Regions from separate parts of the Homo sapiens genome. Here all the other regions are linked to region 2. The links are chromatin loops, found by intact Hi-C in ENCODE. Cell type or tissue: PC-9. All regions are shown on one strand. Region 1 has its middle 120 kb from the start of SLC10A2. Region 2 has its middle 66 kb from the start of ERCC5. Region 3 has its middle 140 kb from the start of LINC01309.

Region 1 (8,000 bases), 280 kb after region 2:
TCACCTAACTATTGTGTGGAGCAACTGTGAGGGGCTTGTCTATAAAACTGCAAATGGAGAGTTTGATGAAGTTTGATTATTTAGTTCCCGAGTGTGCCTTTCTTGAGAACCAGAACTGGGCTTGTAAGGGGGAATACTACAGGGCTAAAGACCATAGGCTCTTGGAAAATCAACCACTTCAGCCTAGCTTCCACAGGAGTTGAAGAGCGGAAGATTTGAGATTAAAATCTTTTGAGATAACGGGAAGTGAAAGTTTCTGTGTCGCTCATTGTAAAGACAATGCATACAAGTTGAGGTGATGACACTGAGGACCCCCATCTCCTGAAAGGCTTCTTGCAGCCTCTGTGTGTTCTGTATCAGGAATCCCAAAGCAATGGAGAGGTGACACCCAGAAATGCTCCCTGTCTACTGACAACTGGCTGCAAATGGCCATGGCTCTGTCCCAGGCAATCTCACTGTCCTATGTATTTAGATAGTGGGAATGTGGATAGTTCTCTTGATTTGTACTTGGGAAGATTAGCGAAGACTTTTCTTTTTGCATGTAGATTCTTCCTCCCTGTATTTGAAGGTAGGCTAAAATTTTTCTCAGGAAACAGATTCAGGTCTGAGAAAATGCTTGTTTGAATACTTAATAGTTTTGTATCTTAAATTTTCGAAAATAGGCCTAGAGGATCCTGAGGATAGAGTGAACTGCAAACTTTGACTCCGATTTCAGATAATGAAATCAGCTTACCTATATAGAGATATTGTAAAATTAACTCCATATCCACTAATAAATATATTTCAACCAGAGTCATGGGTATGTAAATGACTTGATTTAATGACCGTCATACCATGCTGGTTTCCTTTTTCTTAAAATAGAACTAGTGAACATTGAGGAGATACCCAGGAAGGCAAATCAGGAGGAAAATGATTGGGAAAACTCCAACGACCTTGCATTATTGATTTTTATCTTCAAAAGTTGTCCTGGCAGTTAACTCCCAATGGAGTGGAGTGAGACTGGGGGATACATTTCTGATGATTTCTCGATGCTTTCAAAATTGGTATACAACTGAACGTTACTTCTGTAGCAGGACATAGGGCAGGATCATCACTGAACTAAGTTTATTCACACTTCAGTTCAACTTGGGTCATTCCTTCTTGGTGTCCCCAGTTTCTAACCCTTACTACTGTAAAGGAAGGGGTGGAATTATTCACTAGAGCTTGGTAATACACATTTTTGTTTGCTAAAAAATTTGGAAGATGCTCATTCTAAGCAGATCACATAGAGGTCAGCCAGGAGATTTGGCATTTGCTCTTTATACCGCAGCTAATTTTTCTGTGGAAGCATTTTTGGTACCTATAACTGAAGTGACTGTCTTAGTCCTAAAAGGTTCAAAACCCTTTTTAGGCATTCTAAGATGCTAACACTCTGAATTTCTACCCTTTCCCGGACCCCCAGAAGGCTGCCATTTTAAAGTATAACAACAGGAAAGGATATTTGTCATATGATACAGTTTGGATCTGTGTCCCCACCAAATCTCATGTTGAATTGTATCGTAATCCCCAGTGTTAGAAGTGGGGCCTAAGTGGGGCCTGGTGGAAGGTGATTGGATCATGGGGTGGTTTTCTCAAGAGTGGTTTAGCACCATCCACGTAGGGCTCTTCTTGTGATAGTGAGTCCTCATGAGATCTGGTTGTTTAAAAGTGTGTGGCATCTCTCCGCTCTCTCTTGCTGCTGTTCCAGCCATGGGAGATATCTGCTTCCCCTTCACCTTTCACTATGGTTGTAAGTTTTCTGAGGCCTCCCCAGAGGCTGAGCAGAAGCCAGCATCATGCTTCCTGTACAGCCAGCGGAACCATGAGCAATTAAGCCTCTTTTCCTTATAAATTACTGAGTCCCAGGTATGTATTTATAGCTGTTTGAGAACGGCCTAATACACCAGAGTAGAGCAGATGTTTGTAATATGGGTTTTAAAGACCGTCGTCAAAGATAATCCCCTCTGTCTCACCTGGCTGGCTCTGCCTTTGCATGAAAAGAATTGGAACTGAGGACTAGCACTTAGCATGAAAGGAATCCAGGTAATTCCCACCCCGAGGAGACGGTGGAGCCCTCTGTAGACTGAAATCAAGGGCTAGGAGGAACGAAAAAGGTCTGGTTATCGTCACATCTGCTCGGTGCCTTTCGTGAGCAGCACTTATCTTGGTATCTGGCTCTTGTCCAAGAACTGGCCTTTGAAGACCTTCCGTGTTGGAGGAGAGATGCCAGAAAGGGGAAGCTCTTTCTCTTCATTGGGTGTGCCTGCCTGCCCTTGTGAGGCGTTCCTGCCTTACCGTGGAAGTGGCCTGTCCTTTGAATGATTCGGGTCACTGAGTGAAAAGCTCCATGTGGCTGACGATGGAGAAGTTCCCCACAGAGCCTCTTTCAGAGGCTCTTTCAGTCTTTCAGTCCAGCAGTAGTTCCCTCCTGGGTGTCAGAGACTGAAGGAGGCATGAGAAGCCAGAGGCACATCCCAGCAGTGTGCCCCGCAAAGAATGGCCTCTTCTTTGTTTGAGGGCTGGTCATTCTGACTATGGACCTCACAATCACTGGAATCGGATGACAAAAGAATGTTGTCAAAGAACATTAATCATTGCATGGGTTGCAATTCGTGATTAGCTGGATTTGCATAAAAGAATGTAGAGGCCTTGAACCACAAAAGCGAAAATGTGTATCCAAGAAATAGTGGTGGCCATCATTCCAGTGAGAGCATGTTCATAACTCACTGCTGCAGAAGAAATGATCAAAAAGTGGTCCAGGGGCCCCGGGTTCTCTGTGTTAAAAATATTTCTCAAGAAAAACTGCATGTGTACCTTCAAAAATAAAGCTAATATTGAAATACCCTTTCTAATGGAATTATTTTTTTGATGCTCAAGAAGTCATGAATAATATTTAAAAAGCAGAAAACACACTTCTTTATAATCTTTGCAAATCCAGTTTAATGTTAAGCTCCCCTTAAGCTCTATTTACAAAGAATTGTACCAGTTTTCACCTTGATATGGTGGATTTACTTTCACTATGCAATTGGAAAATTGACTTTTGTACTCCTGAGGGTATTTTTAAAAGTAAATTGGATTTCTTAAGTTCATTATTTTTTAATAAAATGCATAGTTAATGGTATTAAACTTCTACACCTACTACATTTTATTCTTGTTTGAAGTATATGTGGGTTTGTGAACTGGCTTATAGGAAAGATCAATCGGAAAACACTTTAAAATTAGAATTCTTAGTATGCCAGGTTCACATTTTCCAGTAGGGGGCAAGAAAGTACTATATATGAAATCCAGAAATCACTTTCTTTTTCTGTACCTTTGCAAACAAATTAAGTTCCCGAATTGTGAAATGCTAAGTGTGATAGGAAAAAGGATATTCAAATCTATTAAATATAATCTCTTTCTTATGTCAGAGGGCTATTAAGCATGATATTTAACTGCTCAGTGAATCTCTCTGGGAGAGAGAAATGAATTTGGGAAAGGCCAAGAGAATGGGATGTGACACTTTGGCCAAAGTGTCTTGTCAGCACTCCAGCGCTGACTAGAACTCAGCCATGTTGCCCAACCTCCATGAATAACCCCCCAAAAGACCTCCCCAAACCAACCCCCCTCAAAACCATGACATGTTAATGCTTGGTATCTTATAAGACCCTTCACTTGTACTTGTTCACACACACATAGTCATTCAAGTGGCCCTAAGGAGCTGCTTTTAGTCTGTTAGAGACATAGACCACGCTACTTACTTCATTGATAATGAGCTCACACACACATTGACCAATGCAAGTGAGATAATCAATTACTCATAATTGATCCTAGCTGTGAACTTTTTGGTTATGGTTCAGGCACTCTGACATCATCTATATAGTTCTTCCAGAACAAATTTCTATATCCAACCTGGAGTTTCATACAGGACATTTTATTTTTTAAAGACTACTACTTCAAATGTATTTCCATGTTTGTTTTTCCTCTTTCCTAAGTCTGTAATTTTGATGGAGTGTTTTTTCCTTGACTCTAGTTTTTGTAGGGGAAATTGCCTATACAATCAAATCAATATGCCACATGATGCATTTGGTATAAATAAATATAGTAAAAATGTTTGGAAAATCCTCAATTGTGTGTGTCAAGTATGGTATTGGCAATCATTTTGGTATATCATAACATATCTTAAAGGAAACAGAATGCCATTTGTCATAACCTTACCATTTTCCTTGGTTTGTGTAATGCTTATTAGCTACAGAAGTCAATAGCTTCCACATGAACAGGTTATGTTTACTTGGTTACTTGAAAAACAGATGCCTGTTTGAACATAAACTGAGAGACTTAGGGGAAGACATTTAAGGTTCAATGATGTAAAGACTGTGCTAAAGTTGTCTGAATCAGGTAAATGGCTTCCCAAAAGACGGTGTTACATTTTATAATCTCTTTCTTGAGAATAAACTTGCTTTGTTTATAAGACATTGTATGATTTACATAGTCACTAAAATGGAATATTAAACTCAACTTCCTTTCAGAAGCAAATTCTTTTAGTGTGCTTGTTTCATTTGGATGGAAACTTAGGAGATCCAATTTAGGTAAAAAGGTGCTTGGCTTATTGAGTAATGGTAAATATCCCTGACTTCTTATGCAGCTTCTAAGAGCAGGCAGGGAACATTCAGACAAAGCAAAGGAGTAGTTTATGTGCATGTGGGGGTTTCTTAGATTTTTGTGGAAACTCAATTGTCTACTTTTGTCCTGCTTGCTTTAATTTCTAGGCATTTGTTTTGTTTTATTATCTCTTTTCCAGACACGACTTTGATCAGCTCATAGGAAGTCATCTGTAGCAGGGTCATATTAAAATCCTTCTCATCAGCCACCAGCAGAGCTGTTTTTCTCTGTGACTTATATTTACGATACTTTTTTCTTGCCAGTTAGAGACATAAGATATATGGGTATAGGGAAGAGACACAAGAACTGTTCTGTTTATTTTAGTCAAAATACTGCTCATATAAATGAGAGGGCAAATGAAGTGGCTTTCTCACAGAGGTCTTCAGTAGATGGGAACTTATTTTTACTTATCTTTGTCTCTGAGTCTGAATTAGCTTCCTCATTGAGAAAAAAGGAAATGTTCTTAAAGAAATACATACTTAGCATTTTAAAACCATTTTTCTTCGTCCCTATTTAGAGAGGAGTTTCTATACCTAAATGAAACTGAGCCTTAAAAGATATCCCTTTGTCAATGAGTGAGGTTTTAAATACTCCAAAAAGAAAACTACCCTGAAAAATGATTGTATGATTTTTATTTAAAAATCTCCCACATACATCATTTTATACAACATATTAAACATAGCTACCTTCACATCAACTTTTCCTGCCTATAATGTTAGAAACGGGAAACTATTGAATCCAGGAAAGTGTTGTATATTTGTATTGCTCAGCATTTTTGAATCAACCAGATCAAAAGATTTTATAAACTCAAGAAAATGAAATGATAGCATTTAGCCACAAATGTAATTTTCAACTAAATGAACTTGACATGCTTTATTATAAACAGCCCTGTTGTATGTAAGTTCATTCTAAACTGTGTGCTTCTGCAAAATGTAGGAGCATGCAGACCAACACTGAAAGCATGTGGTCTCTCAAATGCAGAGGTTTATCTTGACACCACCGTTGGAAAGCCTGAATGACGTAACCACCTTTGGAGCACTGGCTGGTGGAATAGGAGTCCGGCTGCTTTATGACAACAAGTCTCGTACACATTTGCAGCTATCTTCAGGTGGAGTGAAACCCAGGATGAAGTGCTTTTACCTGGGAAAGCTGCAGAAACTGCTTCCTCCACTCAGACTGCCTCCCTACCAACTTTTGCTTTATTTTCCAAGAGGGTCGGTCATTCTCTGGCATAGAGAAATGGAATTTGCAATGAGTTTCTTGGTAGCAGACAAAGTGACTTTCAAAGGATAGAAGACACCTAGGCATGTTTGCATTAAAGCAACTGATTTCAGTTGGTGCCTGAATCAGTAGACGCAGATAGACTATTATGCACATTCTCCAAATATGCCATTCTAATCTCATATTCTCTGTCACTTTTCTCTTCAGCATTTGTTCTAGGGTAATTCACTATTTATGGCATGCAGAATTCATTAACGTTTGTCACTCCTCTGAAATTTTTAATCACCAACAACATGTATTACAGGACAAAAATGTGCAACTGTCATGCATATCATTTTGCAATCGTTTACTGACTATGACACTTTTTATAAAGAGTGTAAATGTTGATAGTTGAGACACCAGAAAATTAGCCCTTAATTGGTCATGCACCCCCCCTTCTGTGAACTCCCCTGAGTACAAACAGAAGCCCATTTTCAATGGTTTCTATTAATTTCTATTTGGCTAATATATATGCTTGTTTTGGTTTGACCTATGTCTAGAAGAAAAAGTCATATGAGGTGGTTTTTATGTGATATTGCCTATTTGGTTCTTAGAACAAGGAGCTTTTCTGTCCGGACTGACGATTTTATTGTGTTTTGTTATGGTCAGCACTTGTTAGAGCAAAGTTATTTGGGGGATTTTATATATTTAAAATTGTAAACTGAAAATTTCTTTTTCTTGCAAAATCCAGGATTTTGCATCATTCAATATCATCCCTTTCACAATGTGAACTACTGTCATTTAGTTTGGGGTCACTTGGAGACAGGCCTAGAGACATAAGTAACAATAACTTATGAGAATGATTATTTTTGTATTAACTTTGATTTGATTGGAAAGAGGAAGACGGTCTAAAATCTAGCACAAGAATTTCCCAGGAACTCAGCCTAAGGGATGGAACTAGCTCCAGTGACTACAGCACCATTTAGGGTCTGAGTTAGGAAGAAGCGACATTTTGACTCAATAAAAAGAATATTTATCTCTCCAATGAGCTCACTTAGGGGATATAAAGTTTCTTTTCCCTGGAAGAATAGTTGATCACCTGGGCAGTGTGTGTTAGAAGTGATGCAAGCATAGCTGTGAGTTGTATTGCAGCTCAAGGGCCCTTTTATGCAGTCAACATTTCTGTAGGGGAATAAGCAGGATCTTCAGTGAGGCTCAGGCATTTCCTGTGATTTACTCAGATGGGGTTAGAAACTATGCAGACAGCCTATTAAATGATATTAACAACCAGGACTACATGATCTATTATCCTTCCTAGAGAGAAGAATCTTTTTTTTTTTTTCCTGACTTTAACTCTTTTTTTTCTTTCTCAGTTCAAATTATTCTCCCATAATACTAAGAAATCAGTATTATTTCTCACCAGGGACGAAGTGGATCAATCTCTTCTCTAGTGGTGTCTCTGATTCATTAATGGCTGTGCTGTAGGGGGAAAGTAATTAAGGTAGGAGAAAAAAAAATCTCACAAAAACCTGCATCCCCAACCTGAGGAACACAGTTTGATGGAGAGCCAATTCCACACAGTAACTTAGACTTCCAGTGCTGCCAATCTGGCAGGTGTTCAACATTAAATTTTTAAAAAATTAAATAGGGGAAAAATACACAACCTGCCAAATATCACTATATTGTCAATAAAATAAAATGAACTGCTTTTTCTGAATATTGGCCCCCAAGGAGAAGAGCATGCTGATTACTTTAAAGTTATCACTAATTCTTTTAAAATGCTTTATTTCAGGTATTTTTCACTCTTTAAATATTTTATTAAGAACGACCAAGTATTCTCTATTAAAAAGTTGACCTTTGGGCTAAATTATTAATATTTTAAGCTAATATAGATTATGCCAACTCTGGAGCTGGATTTTTTTTCGCTACCATACCTAGAGGCCTAGTAAAAGAGAATTGGAATGTTACATATATTAGTAATGTTTTATTGGAATAAATTTTTCGCTCTTTTGGATATTGATGTAATATTTATATATTTTCTAAGAAGCATTTACATAAAACCCAATCTGGAATGTTGACAATGAAAACAAAATAAGAAAAATAAAAATTCAACTTCCATATGAAAAGGAAACAAAGTATGATTA
Region 2 (8,000 bases):
GCTTTCTGAACATTCTTAATACCTCAGTAAGGGGATGTAGGCATTTCATAGATATGGTAGGAACCAAGAAGTGTTCCTTCCAGGAATCTGACTTTAGTTGGTTCATAGGAAATATAGTATTGGAACACATTGGTGTACCAATGTGGATCCACCCAGGGTGATTATAATATGTGGGATTTCCCATGGAAATTTTTGCCCTTTGTAAACCCAAAGAGTTATTTGCTTTGCAAGATCAGAGTCCAATGCTTCACTTTTGGTAACTGATGAAATTACTCAAATCTATGCACGGGCTGAGTAACAGGTAAGAGGGAGTGGTCATCTACCAGTAGCTGAGAAGTCGTCGGCACCCACCTGAATTTGGCTCCTGGATGAAGGGTCAAGAAGGTATATGACCTTTATATGTGGCATTAGGCATTTTTTATGTATATGTAGATTCATTTAGGGATTTTGAAAGCCACATTCAATATTTTCTTAAAACCATTATGTTTTCTTCAGAAAGCTCAAGTAAAGTCATAACAATAAATGTGCTTTGGAACTTGCCTTTTAAAAAAGATCTTAGCCTTCAACACAGACTGATCATTTCAAAATAGCACAGAGCCAAAGACAACCGTGTTGACCTTTAGAGTTGGCATATTTGTGCCCACTTTTTATTTGAGTTGAATTTCCTAGGTCTGTTTACGTTTTGCTATTGAAACATACATAAACTATAATACTGGTGTAATAATATTATACTTCTCACATTTTTTAAAAGATTAAGAAAAAATTGGTATGCTTCAGTCTGCCTGGTTAGCAGAAGAATATTACGTTGGTCTTATTAGGGCTCTACTCTTCGAATTGTTCAAGAACTTTAGACGCTTGCTTGGTCTTGAAAAAAAAAATGATGGAGGAGTCTTCATCCAGGGCAGTTGATACTGTTACTGTCATGCAGGCAATGCTCTTTGGCTATGTGTAGGGCACTGATTCTCCCTATGGACAACAGAGATCACCCACTCTGGTTGGGAACCATAGGAGCCCTCATCCTTGTTCACAGGGCCTGTGTTCAGTGCCTAGCCCCTGTAGTTACTGATCATAGCCATATTTCTACTGACAATGTAGTTTCCAAGCAGAGCATAGGCTCCCATATCTCTAGAAAAAGATTTTTATTTTTTAAAAAGATTCTTATTTATTTATTTCTTTATTTGAGATGGAGTCTCACTCTGTCCCCCAGGCTGGAGTGCAACGGTACGATCTTGGCTCACTGCAACTTCTGCCTCCTGGGTTCAAGCAATTCTCCTGCCTGAGCCTCCTGAAAATCTGGGATTACAGGTGCTCACCACCATGCCCAGCTAATTTTTGTATTTTTAGTAGAGATGGGGTTTTGCCATATTGGCCAGGCTGGTTTCAAACTCCTCACTCAGGTGATCTGCCCACCTTGGCCTCCCAAAGTGCTGGGATTACAGGTGTGAGCCACCGCACCTGGCCTAAGATTCTTATTTTTTAACTTTAATTACTTTCAGAGAAATTATTTCTCTTTCTACATCATCTTACCATATTATCTTGTTTTAAACTTAAGTCTTTTGTGTAAATAGATGCATGCAAATGTTAAACTTTTAATTTACTTAATTTTCTCACAGTGCTATAAATATCATCAAATGAAAATGGCCACTTACATGAAAGATCTTTAATAGAAATAACTTCTCTCCTTTGTCTTGGCCAATATCTGCATGCATGGCATTTTATTTTTTATCAGGAGAGAGGTTGTTGCTACAGTGAATGACCCCCATTTTTTTTTGTTTTCATTTCCCTTGATAGCAATTTAAAGATGAATTCTCTGGGTTTTTGTCCCTTATCACTTTGATGCTTTGTTACTGACTTAAAAAGAGAGTTCTGTTGGAATTCTTGTTTTATTCATTGAAGAAATACATAAAGATACTAATAAGCTGATTTGGAATTTTAATAGACCATTATTAGCAATAAAACCAGGCAGCTGTGATTAGATGTCAAGAAATCTGCTGTGTTGGGAGTTAGATCCTGAAAATGTTTTGTACAGGGCTCAGGAGGAGAAAATTGTTTGCCCCTAACAAATGCTGTCCAGGCAGAACTGAGCGGGAAGATGGCCTGGCCTTCTGTTTAGAAAGGCTCTCCACAGGGTGCTCAGTTTCGTGCCTCTCTTCTGTTTTCTTCAAAGTCCCTATAAGAGAGTTCATTATAAAAGCCCTTCTTGAAGGTAAAGGCAAAATACCATTGCTAGGGATAATTTATAAGGGATTTAAATTCGCTCATGCCTCCCATTGCCTTTGGTGTGTTTCAGATAATAAGTAGAAGAGAAAAAAGAACATAGCAGAGTAGATGATGATATCTATTTGATTAGCTGACTTGACAGGTATTACCAAGAAATATAGTAAGAAAAATTAAACGCTTCACTGTGTTTATGATACATGTGAAACAATTGAGCAATTCAGTTTATTTGAGTTACAAACTCAAGTCAACAAAAGCAAAATAAAGATTCTTTTGTAAGTGTGTTTATTCTGACATATCAATTCCTCAGCAGAGGAATATTTGGAAAACAGGACAAGAATATATAGCTTTTACTTGGGAACAGCATAGATAATAAAATGACTATTAAATGTTTCCTTTTTAAAATGCTTCCTAGGCCAGCACGGTTGCTCACGTCTGTAATCCCAGCAATCTAGGAGGACAACATGGGAGGATCACCTGAGCCGAGGAGCTTCAGGACCAGCCTGGGCAACACAGGGAGACCCTGTCTTCACAAAAAATTTTAAAATATTAGCTGCATGTGGTGGTGCATGCCTGTAGTCCCAACTATTGGGAGGCTGAGGCGGGAGGATGGCTTGAGCCCAGGAGGTCGAGGCAACAGTGAGCTATGATCATGCCACTGCATAGCAGCCTGGGTGACAGAATAGGACCCTGTCTCAAAAAAAAAAAAAAAAGAAAAAAACCAGGAATGTTTAAAAGGCTTCTTGACTTTCCTGTGTTTACATTTGTAACATAAACATTGTTAATACTCATTTTATCCTTAATTTCCTGAGATTTCTGAGAGAAAATACAAAGTAAGGACATAGAATAAAACCTTTGCCAGATCTAGTTAGGAAGCAGTAAACATTTTACTGTCTAGTTTTGATACAGATAAAAAGCCAAATGAAACAGCTTATTGTGCAAAACCGTATTTAAGCTGCTTATAACTTTTAAAAAATACTTTCTCCTTTTGGAGTTGAGTAAAACTCCTGCACAGTAGGGTACTTGTTCACTTTGGTGTAAAATTGAAAAATTTACCAGGTTTTGAGTATTTAAAATGCCTGAGGGAAAGCTTGGGAAGATGTGGTTTTCAGGTGCATTTTGCAGTGGGGAAGTGACTACTAGCATAGCTATGTCCATCCATCTGTCCATGCGGTTGAAAGGTGTGCTCCAGGTGCCAAAGGCAAAATGAATAATGTACAGGCCTGGATCCCCGAGGCCTGCGGCAGAGGAGGCAAATATCTGCAAGGCCGAGGCGGAGGGAGGGGCCGCTGCTAGCTCAGACCTGCCATCTCACATTCCTGTGAAATGTGCTTCACCTTTCCATCATTGTTCTTTGTCTCTGGACCTTGAGTAGTTGCACAGCTTTTTGAGTCAAACTTTAATAAGAAAACCAAATGCACACTCTTGTTCTTAGGTGAGATAAAATCAAGATTGCATTTAAAACCTGGAAGTTAGGAGTGAATGAATGTGGAGCTTTATCACTGAAATGATTTTTCATCCTTAATTCCAAGGTAGCCTTTGCTTTCTCGTTCACCAAAGGCACCGAAAACACAAACTAGACCTTTGAGAAATGATAATATTTTAAGGTCATAGTTTCCTTGATCTCTGTGAGGCTCCTCTGTATTAAAGTATTTTTTGCTATTTTCTGACACAGATCGGAAACATGCCATTTGTTCCTGCCTTTAAGATACAATAGTTCAACATAGTGATGACAATTTTGAGACTATTTTGATGGCCAAGTGTCTCTTTTCTGGAGTTAAAAGTAGAGGTTCTAGTCTTTCAAGAAGCATTTCAACCACTCAGATGTCCTGGCTGGAAACACCTCCATTATTATCAAGTCCATGTTTCCTTTTAGCTTTTGAATTATTTCATCATCAAGGGTTATCAATTTTACCTCCTAAACTTTGCCCTTACAATAGCTATCAAACAGTCTCCTGACTTTATTTTTCTTCTGCTCCAACCCATTTCTCACAGTGTTATTAAAAAAATTATATATATACATATATTTAATTGACAAAGTATATGTTTATCATGTATAGCATGTTTTGAAATATGTATACTTGTGGAACAGCTAAATCAAGATAATTAACATATGCATTCCCGCACATACTTATCAAATTATTGTGATGAGAACACTTAAAATCTACTCTCTCAGCAATTTTCAAGGATACAATACACTATTAGCTACAGTCACCATGTTGTACAATAGATCTCTTGAACTTATTCCTCCTAACTGAAATTTTTCATCCCTTGACCAACAACTTCCATACACTGTCTTTTTAACTTTTTTTAAAGTCTTTTAGTATCATTTGGAAACATTCATTTAGGCAAAGCTTCCAGAAGCACACTCAAGGAATGAATGGGGAACGAAAGGGACACTGCTTTGTGGACCAGGTTAATTACATTGTCTTCCTAGACAATCTGAGCTTGCCACTGTCCTGGTTAAAACTTGTTTGTGGTGCCCTGTTGCCTTAGGTTAGAGTCCAAACCTGTATTCCAGGTAGAACGCAGGCCCTTGGCCAAACGATCACAGGCCAAGCTCTCTTAGTCTCCATCCTTTTTCTTTCCTTCTCCTTCCACCCTCTCTACCTCCTTTCTTCTCCACCCCATCCCATTTCCCTATCAACATGATGCTTAGTGACTTCCTCTCCCTCAAGCCCATTCTTCATCAGAGCCATTCTCTGCTTTGCCATCACTCTCTGAGCCTGGAATACCCATCTCTTTCCCATTTCGGTTCCCTGCTTATCTACAAAGACCCAGCTCAAATGTTCCTCCTCTATAAATTCCCAGAGCAGGCAGCCTCCTGCTCTGTACTCTCCATGATGTAGTCTAGGATGGCTATTTCACATCTCTTTGTCTTTCTTTATGTGTTCTGATCTCTGCCTTTTCAACTAAACTAAACTTTATGAGGCAGAGTCTATGTTTTTCATTTTGTGTACAATTGCCTTGCATTGGGCCTGGCATGTCACAGGTGTCAATAAATGTTTGTCAATTGAATAAATGAAAGTGTGTCACTTTTCTGGCTAATGTCATATATTTTTCATTTTGCTCTAGGTCTCCAGAAAAGAGCATCCATTGAGCTGAGTGGAATGAACTCAGTTAGTTGCTATAAAGTCTATACCTCGTCTAGCCTTTCAGTGATGATTCATTTATCCATTCTTTCATGTAATGCGCAGTTGTTGAGCATTTTCTATCAGGTGTTTTACCAGCCATTGAGAATGAAAAGATATCTAGGCCAGATATCACATCAGCTTGCTTGGAGCCCTTCTAGGAAGGGAAAGGAGCTACAAAAACTAGACTTGTCTCCTTACACGATCTGTGACAACTGTGAGCCTTCTGGCAGTTTGTTTCTAGCTCTTCTTTCAGTTTCAGCAAAAACTCGAGTGAGCTGAGGGCAGGACAAGTTGACGTATCGATCTAGTTATAAATGCTTCTAAAAGGTCCCTCCTGGCTTTGGTAATGTCTGGGCTCAGACACCTCTGCAAAGCTGAATTATTTCTAGGTCAACCATTTTGAGGTTCCTTCCTCCCAGATGAATGGTTAAAAACTCAGATAAGAAGTATTTTTTTAAGTAATGCAAGGTGGAAAGTGAATGGCTTTTGTTTAGTTTCAAACCGATTCCTCATCTTAGGAAGACAGAAGAGCGCTGATGATATCCTGGTGCTGTCGTTTATTTGTGGTGAATTTGCTAATTAAACGCCCACTCCCTTTTCTATTCCTCTCTGCTCAGCCTTCAGAAGAGTGCTGGCATCTGACTTAAGCAAAAGGGAGGAGCGAGTTTTCTAAGGTGGCAGAATGCCAACATCCCTTTGCCTTCTGTTGTCTTGTGAGTGATGCCAAGTCATCTGGTGGCTACTTGTAGTAGAGGAAAGGATTATTAATTGTTCTCTGATAATTCGCTCAAGGATTCTTTAACCTCTTGACTTAAAGTAGCTATGGCAGAGATATTAGAATGACAAACCCAAGGGCACGTAGTAGAATTAATATTCTGCAAAGACCAAAGTTTTGCACAGGTCCCATTTTACTTGTTTTCACGTCACTCCCGTATCTCTGGTGAAGTGGATAGGATGAATTGATAGAGTAGCAAAGCAAAGACAAATGACCACATCTCTTCCCAGCCACGGGGTGACCCGGCTTGCACAGTAATGAGTATAAACAGCAGGCACTCTGAGGCTAAGGAGAGAAAAATGCTGACAGAGCACTTGCTTTGATTGGATTTATAATATTATAGGGAGAAATGGAAAGCGAGAGGGAGAGATAGGAAGGGTGAGGCAATACGGAGTGAGGACGTGGAGACCTATTTATGGCTGTTTCGTGGTCATAACTCAGCTGCTTTGTTTTGCCCACTCAGTGAACTGACCTTCTTCAATCCTTTTGTTTGACAGCCTCAGGGAATAAATTCCTCCTTAATCCACCTCCTAGGCCCAGCTGAGGTAGTGGGAACAGAGCAGCTTCGCACAGAACCAATAAGTTCACTTCCCAGAGGCGAAAGGGTAATTTGTCCTGCCTGTTCACTCCATCACTGCCCTTGCTGTTCTGCGGGTGCACAGGGTACCAATTAGTGCTAATTGCTGCCGATGGTGGTGAAAGATTCTGTGACAAGTCTCTGCTGAGAACAGGGCTGACCCCTAACTCATTTCATGTAGAGCATGCCCATGAGACCAGGTACTTTGGGATAGTACAACAGTGTGGATGGGCGGGAAAGAAAGATCCTTGGCAAGAGCACAGGCCTGTCTTGCTACAGTCCACTAACAGCTACTGAAAACCACAGTTAATTTTTCCAGAAAGAGGAATTTTGCCATTGCTCCTCCAGATCTTACTTTGATGTGGAAGGATCCAAAAGTATCCCCAAAGTAAGAGTCAATCTAATTATATCTGGAGTACAAATTCACTGCTTCACTTCTGCCTAGCAAAGCAGCCAGAGATCTTTATGCCCAGTGAAATAAATTTTTAACAGACTTGCTATAATGTGTCAAAGTTTCCTGAATAAAGTTGAGCGAGTAAGCATGGCTTTTAAGATCTTTCAACGTGATGGACAAGAAAATATCCACGTAGAGAGAAGTAGGGCTGCTTATTGCAATTAGCCACATTATTGCATCTGGAAAATCCTCTCCAAGGAGGATCAGAGGTCCTGGCATCACACATTTAAATTAATATAAAAGAGGTGCTTTGCATTAGCCAAGGAAAAGTTGAGAGTTTTCTGATTTGGCCACTGTACTCTTGAAAAAGGTAGTTCATTTCATATCTAAAGTAGCCAGAGATAGCTTCAACAATTGCCAGCTACCAGTTATAAATAGCTTTCCTCTCTGAAACAAAGCCTCATCTTTCAAATTGCTTCTTTCTTAAGGAAAAAGAAAAACCCTGAGATTCTTTCAGCACTCGCCAGCTGTTCCAGATGTTATGATTCCACATCTAGGGCCACGTTCTGAACTAAAAATATATACATGAGCTTGACTTCCAACTTCTTCACTAAAGTAACATCATAAATTATCTTATTTGTCCCTTTGTTATGTTCCAGAAGTGTTGGTAAGTAGTTTTTAAGGGGAGAGAGAATTTGATCCTCATTTTTTCCGTGAAACCTCTTATGACAAATAGTAAATTTCACTCATAAGATTGTAACCTAGTCCATTAGAGTGTAGTCCAGACTTCTTTTTACTTATAATGAAAAGTAAAAAAATATCCTATTGTTATCATAATCATAAAAACAAGAGAAAATAAATAAATTGGATAACAGAAACTTTTGAAAGTGGGACTTAAAATAA
Region 3 (8,000 bases), 370 kb after region 2:
TCAACCAGCAAGCAGAAGATTGGTCACGAAGGCCATTGTGGTGATTGGAGCTTGCAGAGCTCACTTTCCAGCAGGTTGACCTGAAGGAGGACTGCCAGGCCACCCAGATGGTGTCAGAACTGTACCCTCAGTTTGGCCATCTTGTTACTTGTCCTGAGTGGAGATAGACGTGGCAAGCCTGTACCTTCCACAGTGAGCCAAGGAGGGAAATTTAGGTCATCATCTGACAGAAATATCCTTTTGCAAAGAAAGTTGTTTTAGTGGAAATGAGACTAAGTTTTCCAGGTTGCCTGTCTGCACTGATGAAATTACCTTCATCAAAACATGTCTTTTGGGCTTATGTCAGGCGCTCAAAGAGACTTGTTTGTTGCCATGGTTTTGAGCTGTCCCCATAAGGCTGGAACAGACACTTTCTAGGTATTGGAGTAAGGTGGCTCTGGGGTTGAGAACAGTGACAGGTGAGCTAGGAGCAGCATTGTCAGAACTATGCTTCCTGTACCCCTGCTCTTCTCCCCTGTTCCCTTCCCAAGCCACGCTTCACCTAAACAAAGCAGGTGTGACGTTAGATGGAGAGAACATTACTACATATAGAAAACCTGGCCGGGCGCGGTGGCTCACGCCTGTAATCCCAGCACTTTGGGAGGCCGAGGCGGGCGGATCACGAGGTCAGGAGATCGAGACCATCCCGGCTAAAATGGTGAAACCCCGTCTCTACTAAAAATACAAAAAATTAGCCGGGCGTAGTGGCGGGCGCCTGTAGTCCCAGCTACTTGGGAGGCTGAGGCGGGAGAATGGCGTGAACCCGGGAGGCGGAGCTTGCAGTGAGCCGAGATCCCGCCACTGCACTCCAGCCTGGGCGACAGAGCGAGACTCCGTCTCAAAAAAAAAAAAAAAAAAAAAAAAAAGAAAACCTAATTTCAGTAAACCAGGATTTCAATCCTCATTCTACCACCTCCCAGTGACGTGACTTTAAGAAATGTACTTATGATTCTGAATATCAGTTTACTCAAGTATATTCTCCAAAGTGGGAATAACCTTTGTGAATCACTGGAAGATGTGAATAAAATCATGTGGTAAGTACTTTGCATGATGTTATCATGATAAGTCCTCTGTTAACATTAATTTCCCTTCCCTTTTTAGGTTCATCTAAGCCTTTTTATCCTCAAAGAATAGGTAATTAGGACATGCTATCTTTGATGCAAACAGTTTAGAGCCATGTGTAAACTAAACAATTAAGGTGAGCAGAGACCAGGTAAGCAGACACAATGATTAGGAAACAGTAAGTTTTAGCCATCAGCCAATTGAGGAAGGAGGGGAAAGGAGAGGTTTTCAGCATGTGTGAGAATGTTCACAGTCTGTATTCCAAAGATCAAATCAGATGTGAACTGATTGGAGTGCAGTTACACAACACATGGGACACCACTGGGGTTCCTTCCCAAGACAAGGTCAAAAGAGAGGTAGGGCAGAAGCAAGATCCCAGCAAGGCAGAAAACAAATTCGAGAATTATTAAAAAAACCAAACACCACATGTTCTCACTCATAGGTGGGAACTGAACAATGAGAACACTTGGGCACAGGGTGGGGAACATCACACACTGGGGCCTGTCATGGGGTGGGGGGACAGGGGAAGGATAGCATTAGGAGATATACCTAATGTTAATGACGAGTTAATGGGTGCAGCACACCAACATGGCGCATGTATACATATGTAACAAACCTGCACATTGTGCACATGTACCCTATAACTTAAAGTATAATAATAATAATAAAAAAAGAATGGTGATGGTGAAGAGAGGAGCAGAGAGTTCATGCTCCCTCCATGATATCCAAGGATGGAATTCCGGGAACTTGAATGGGAACATCTTTATTTTCACTAATCTTCTAATTGTAATTTTGTATTTCTTTTAATAATGAAACTTAGATAACAAGCGGGATAGTATTAGCAGTAACCCCAACTTGCTCAGAAATCACATATATTACCTTAAGGTTATTGTTGGTATTACATATTATTGTTACACTCATGATTCTAAAATTATGGTAGTTACTAGATCTGACTCTAGATTTGTCCACTGGAGAATTAATGAATCACATATCATTGTTAATATTATTTTGATGACTTTACCAATATAACTGGATTCTTTGGTAAACCTAAATATCTTATTTACACACATTATTCCAAGAAAGGATCAATAGGCTTCACCAGATCTCAAAGGGTCTACAGCGAAACCTGCTTAAGAAAGCTTAAGAGGGATATAAAATAAAAGAAGGGTAACTTTCAAAATGACAGAGATTAGACCCTGTTATAGCTGATGAGGATTAAGCCTTGAGAAAGTGAAAACATAAAATTCCAGGTTAGGGGAGCAGACATTTTAAAGGAGGACTAAGAAAGACATCTCATTTACAAGTTGGTGTTGAACAAAAAGTGATAACTCTTCCTATGAGACTGAAAAGATAAGACTGATTATGGAGACAGACTCATTTTTAAGAGGCAGGTGTTAGAGTTTGAAGGAGTTCCTGCTTGATGATTTCAGATTTTCTTGATGTGGTAGAAGGTAGGTTTTCAGTAAAGACTGAGGTGTGGATTAGGGTGAAGGCTTAAGAATAGTTAAAATTTGGAGTAGTCATTGAGAAGTCGGGGAGAAGGTGCTGACTCAGGACACAAACTAGGCTTCCTGATTGCAGTCCTGTGATTGTCTCTGACTGGGTGCAGCTGCTACAGGTCACATGGAATGACTCCCAGCTCAGCTAGACCCTTTCCTCACATGCTAGGTGCCATCTGCAATCAGCGTCCTAGTTCACATATTACCTGCTCTCAGGTCCCAGCTCTCTGGCCCCAGCTCTCTCAGTAATGCGATTGGCTCCCTTTCTAGTGCTCCTGCTGGGGCATCTGTAAACCGTTGCTGCAGAAGCTTTGCCCATCCAGAGATGGCACTGCTTTGGTTCAGACTCTTCTTTGACTGCCATCTTCCTAAAGCAGCATGAAGAATGCATCACTTTCTGCTTGGCTGTAGAAATCCACATACATGGAATTGAAATTTCTCTACCATGATTGGTTAAGTTGTTGGGACTTTGTAGGGGAAAATACCAATGGCGTAATAAAGAGGGCTGTAATGAAATGATCCCCCTCCCCTATCCTTTCATTTCCAGATCCTTCTCCCTAGTGATCACATGGAGCCATGATTGCTCCCACTTGGTAGTGCCCTGAGCAGGCAGGGGTAGGATGGGTGAAGAGAACTCAGGGCTGTCTTTTGCCTATCCTAAGGCTCTAGGGCAAATTGAAAATTTGGCCCAAACAGGGATTCAGGACTGCACTTGATGCTAGTTATTGGGCCTTACCATCTCTGCAAAGTATCCAACTTCTGAGAAGGAATCTGTGTTTGATTCATTGCTCTCTTTGCTGCAGTGTCCTTCTTTTATCAGGCTCTCAACTTATATGTGTTTAATGGATAGATATGGGGCAATACAGCATAGATTATATGACATGAATTAGTATGTGTTCATATCCAACACATACAAAATGGAAATTAAAACACCCAATTAATGTGATCCATGCAGAAATTCAAACTGAAAATCAGACCTGAATACAGGTTTTTTTTAATGTCATTCAGTTTGCCTGTATTGAAAAAAATTGTTAAATCTATGAACTCTTGGTCATTTTTGTATAAAAATATATTATGACTTGTTATTTATTCTCTCCATAAAAAACTACAAATCAAAACTGTGTGCCCTAATTAAGTTTAGAGAAAAAAAGGAAAAACAGAGAAAAATGCCTTATGTGGGTTTTACCATTAAAAATGTATACTAGTACACTAAAGAAACAAAAATATTTTAGAGAGCATGGGTATATACAGATATAATTTTTAAGCCTAAAGATAAAAATAATATTTAAGAGACTTAATTTCTAACATGAGAGGATGTTGACTTTTAGACAATCTATTGGATCCTATGGAGGGGTGCTGAGAGCACGTCATGTATCATTTTTTTATGAATGCAACAGTCCGCTGGCTCTTTCCCACAGGGAGTGCCGTTCATGAGGCATGGAAGTCCTATGCAATTTCTGCAGTTTTGAAATTCCAGAGTGAATCACTGACTAGCCTCAGAGGGTTAGCTTTATTTTGGCTTGTAGTTGGTTTCTCTTTTTTTTCCACCCTGTACCTACTTCTTAGGCATAAAACCAGCTGGTGTAAGTTCCCAGGGTGCTGAATTTCCTTTAAATTGCATAAACCTGTCCCTCCTCATGCCCTAACGTCATGAATCAATGCAAAATTTTGGTTTCTATGTTACTTCTCACTTCCGAAACTGTAATCCAATTCATCACAAAAGACCACAAAGTAGATAAAACTCCACAATTTACGGCAGGCTAGAGGTAGTTCTTCCTTATCAGAGTTCAGTTTAAAAGTTTACAGTGAGCTATTCAGGGACAGATTCCAGGGAGGTGAGATGAGCTGTCACCATTACCGGCTCACTGATGGCCTGTGAACTGGAAATGAGCACAGAGTAAAGTCCTCGTCAAATTCCTGTCTTCTCTCCTTGGCTGTTCTCACGTACCGTTCTCAGAGGTAATTTAAGACCCTCCAAATGTGTAAGCCTGCCTGTATAACATAAACACTGAAGCGCCTGCCCCCTTCCTCTCAGGAAGCAATGCAAGCATTCAAAGTTCTCACCTTTTCACCACGACTGCTGCTGGCATGCCCTCAGTCAGCTCCTACAGTAGGGTGGACCCATGCGGCTGCCCCCGACAGAAAGCAAAGGACCTGTAGGAAACAGATTTCCTTCCTGAAACACATGCAGGGGCATTTTAACACAACATGACAGAAATAAAAAGGAAAGAGAGGCCCCTTCCCCATTCCTCATCAGTTACACCTGATTTTCAATGAGTTAATTCTTCACCGATGAGCTCTGAGTTTGCTCCATGGAAGCACTGTCCACCAGCACTTTATGCTGTGTTAAGAATGCCCTCCAGCTTCACTGTCCAGTCCAGTAGGCACTAGCCACATGTGGCATTGAGCATTTGAAACCTGACTAGCATGACTGAGGAAATGGATTTTAAATTTAATTTCACTTGATTTCATTTAAATTTAAATAGCTGTATGTTTGGACAGTGTAATTCTAGAGTTTAGGTTTAATTTAAGTCCATGGTGGTTTTAAAATCATACAAGCTGCAGGTGGACTATGTTGAAAACACTAACACGATATTATGTTAATTTTTGTCCAAACATGAATGTCTTTTATTTACAAGACTACACTGGTTGCCAATTGAAGGTGGTGGACTAAATGTTGGTTTTGTCTTCCCTTGTCTTTCCCCATGCTTTTTCCCCCCTTCTCCTCCAAAACACTGCAAACATAATATAGAATTAGTGATGAGGATAGATTTACAGTAGCAGAGATCACGGGAGGCAGGGCAGCAGTTACTAGATGCTGAATTTCAAATTTTTCTGAATTCTGAAAACATATGAGAACATACTGATGGAAAAAGAGGGTTAAAGAAGCTATGGGCCAGAGTGGGATAGTAGTGGAAGTTAAAGATCATTTTCTTGTAAATCTCTTGATAAAAAAAAAATGTGGCATCCAACAGTTATCAAAGATGGGAGTGAGATGGGTGGAAAATAAGGAGTTAATTCAAATGGCATCAAATGAACGTTTCCCTAGATAGAAACCTCACCACAGAACAGAGATAGGCAATTCAGAATTGATCTTTGGACAAAACCCAGAACGTGTTTATGCAAACCCTCTCCCTTAGTTGGACAAGTTTCCTGAGAATGAGGATTGCTGGTGGAAGGTGGAGAGTCCAGAATAGAAGCTTCACTGAACCAGCTCTATAAGGCCCCAGACAGGCCTGTGCTCCCTGCCTGTCCACTCAGCCTGCAAGTGCACCCACACAAACAGAACCCCCAGACTGGCTTTCATTCAAGGAGAAGCCCAGCAAGAAAACACACAAGATTTGTAATAGAGAAAATGGAGATGGACGGTTCCCAACGTGCTGAGGACTGTCAGCATGTGAAAGGAAGATAAAAAGCACAAAAAATTCAGGAGGAAGCCAAGAAAATTTGGAGATGAGTCAACATTTTGAAAAATATTATTGCTCTCATTATTTTATAAAGACTTTAATTATCCTCAGAGAAACCAAAGAAATGTCAAATATAAAGGATAAATGCAGGCTGCTATGAAATATGAACAATCAAGGACAAAGAACATATCTTAAAAATTAAAAATATGCTTGCTGAAATAAAAATAAATGTTAATAAATGAAAGATGAGTGATTATAGTTGAGTAAAAACTCCAGAAAATACAAAGCAACACATAATATCAGAGAAAGATCAAAAGCGTAGAGGAACAACATAAAAAGACCAATGTCTGATACATAGGAGTTCCAGAAAGAAAGAACAGAAAAAATGGCGAGGAGAAAATTAAATAACAAAAAATATTTCTTGGAGGTCAAGTATAACCCAAATCTTTAAATTAATATTACAAAGCAGTACTGGAAGAATGAATGAAGCATAAAATATCTTGAGAATGCCATTGTCCAAATAGGGTGAAAAGTAAAATCTGGGACGCATTGAATACCTGATGAATCCCTGACTTCTAAGCTGGGAACACTCACTTTTGAATTATTGATGTGTCGTGACCTTTGACTTGGGAAGGGTATATGTTAATGTCTGTCTAGCATGGCTCCACAGGGACCAATATTTACTAGAAAGTGTAAATACGTATTACCGATTTTTAACTTTAGTGCTTAATCTACACTCAGAGCTCACAAATTATGATTTCAAGACATAAATGTTAATCTTCATAATGTGAAAGTTTATGGTTAACTGAAGATGGGAGTGGGGAGTTGGGAAGATGGAGGTAAAAACTGCCAATAATATCCTACTTATAGGCTAAACTCTCAAGCAATAGTGCTCACCATTGCTGGAACAGCAAATAGAGTGTAAGCATATCATTTGATTTTATAAATGGAGTTACCAGAGATATAATATTGTATTATAGCTTTAAATAGTTGGAGAGAGAGAAAAAAATGATTGTGAACAGTGATCAGTGAGCTAAATTTACAGCTTCTATGCTCTGGTGTCGATAGGTAATACCTAAGTAGAAATAGTGGTCTACTATTTACATTTATGAAAATACTGACAAAAAAATACGAAACCCATTAAGAGCAATTTTGAGTCTCAGAAGTGAAGCAGAGCAAGAAAGGGTAAAATGAAGTGGGTTAAGAAAGCATTGCTCAGATTTGCCTGTATAACAAACCTGCACATGTACTCCTGAACTTAATATAAAAGTTAAAGAAAGGGAAAGTGTTGCTGTTCATTACAGGTCTTCTATTGGTTTTTCTTTAACGATGTATGCATATTACTTTGATTAAAATAAGAAAATCTGGGCACATTCAACTTTTACAGAACATTTGAAATCGTTGAATAAATTTTAACTATCTGAGAAAATAGTGGGGCTGAACTAAAAAAATCTGCAGAGGTCTTAGAGAATTTAGTCAATTAAGGCCAGGCGCGGTGGCTCATGCTTGTAATCCCAGCATTTTGGGAGGCCGAGGCGGGTGGATCATGAGGTCAGGAGATCGAGACCATCCTGGCTAACACGGGGAAACCCCGTCTCTACTGAAAATACAAAAAATTAGCCGGGCGTAGAGGCGGGTGCCTGTAGTCTCAGCTACTCGGGAGACTGAGGCAGGAGAATGGTGTGAGCCTGGGAGGCAGAGCTTGCAGTGAGCCGAGATCGCGCCACTGAACTCCAGCCTGGGCAACAGAGCGAGACTCCGTCTCAAAAAAAAAAAAAAAAAAAAAAAAAAGCATTTAGTCAATTAAAATGACCTTGATACTTGAGTATTACAAAAGATGTGTCAATAAATGAAATTATAAATGAGCAAGAAGTTTACATAAAGATAAGCAATAAAGCTTCCTTTTAATTCATGTGCTATAGGCCAGATTAATGGTTTAATTTCTGTTCACATCATTAAATTTAAAGAGTTTTACTATAAATATTTCAAGTCC

What was found. A loop is a pair of places that touch in the nucleus more often than their neighbours do. Peaks named below come from ENCODE experiments on the same cell type or tissue, not always from the same donor. Only the 100,000 strongest peaks of a DNase experiment are listed, where the experiment ranks them.
Region 1: it touches region 2 in a loop (4-fold over the local background); 6 of 110 quality-filtered maps call a loop at or near these places.
Region 3: a loop joins it to region 2, with 9 times the contacts of the local background. A loop is called at or near these places in 3 of 110 quality-filtered maps.

Annotation. Positions count from the first base shown.
Region 1 is chr13:103,185,616-103,193,615 of GRCh38, forward strand. No RefSeq gene overlaps it. Among named protein-coding and RNA genes, the nearest start is that of SLC10A2, 120 kb to the left of the region's middle. In PC-9, CTCF peaks have their summits at 3,288 (motif pointing right) and 3,488; a DNase peak (open chromatin) is centred at 3,346.
Region 2 is chr13:102,908,093-102,916,092 of GRCh38, forward strand. No RefSeq gene overlaps it. Among named protein-coding and RNA genes, the nearest start is that of ERCC5, 66 kb to the left of the region's middle. In PC-9, no CTCF peak of the experiment used is centred here; a DNase peak (open chromatin) is centred at 3,419; H3K27ac peaks cover 2,181 bases.
Region 3 is chr13:103,278,705-103,286,704 of GRCh38, forward strand. No RefSeq gene overlaps it. Among named protein-coding and RNA genes, the nearest start is that of LINC01309, 140 kb to the right of the region's middle. In PC-9, no CTCF peak of the experiment used is centred here; a DNase peak (open chromatin) is centred at 4,077; H3K4me3 peaks cover 1,841 bases; H3K27ac peaks cover 2,847 bases.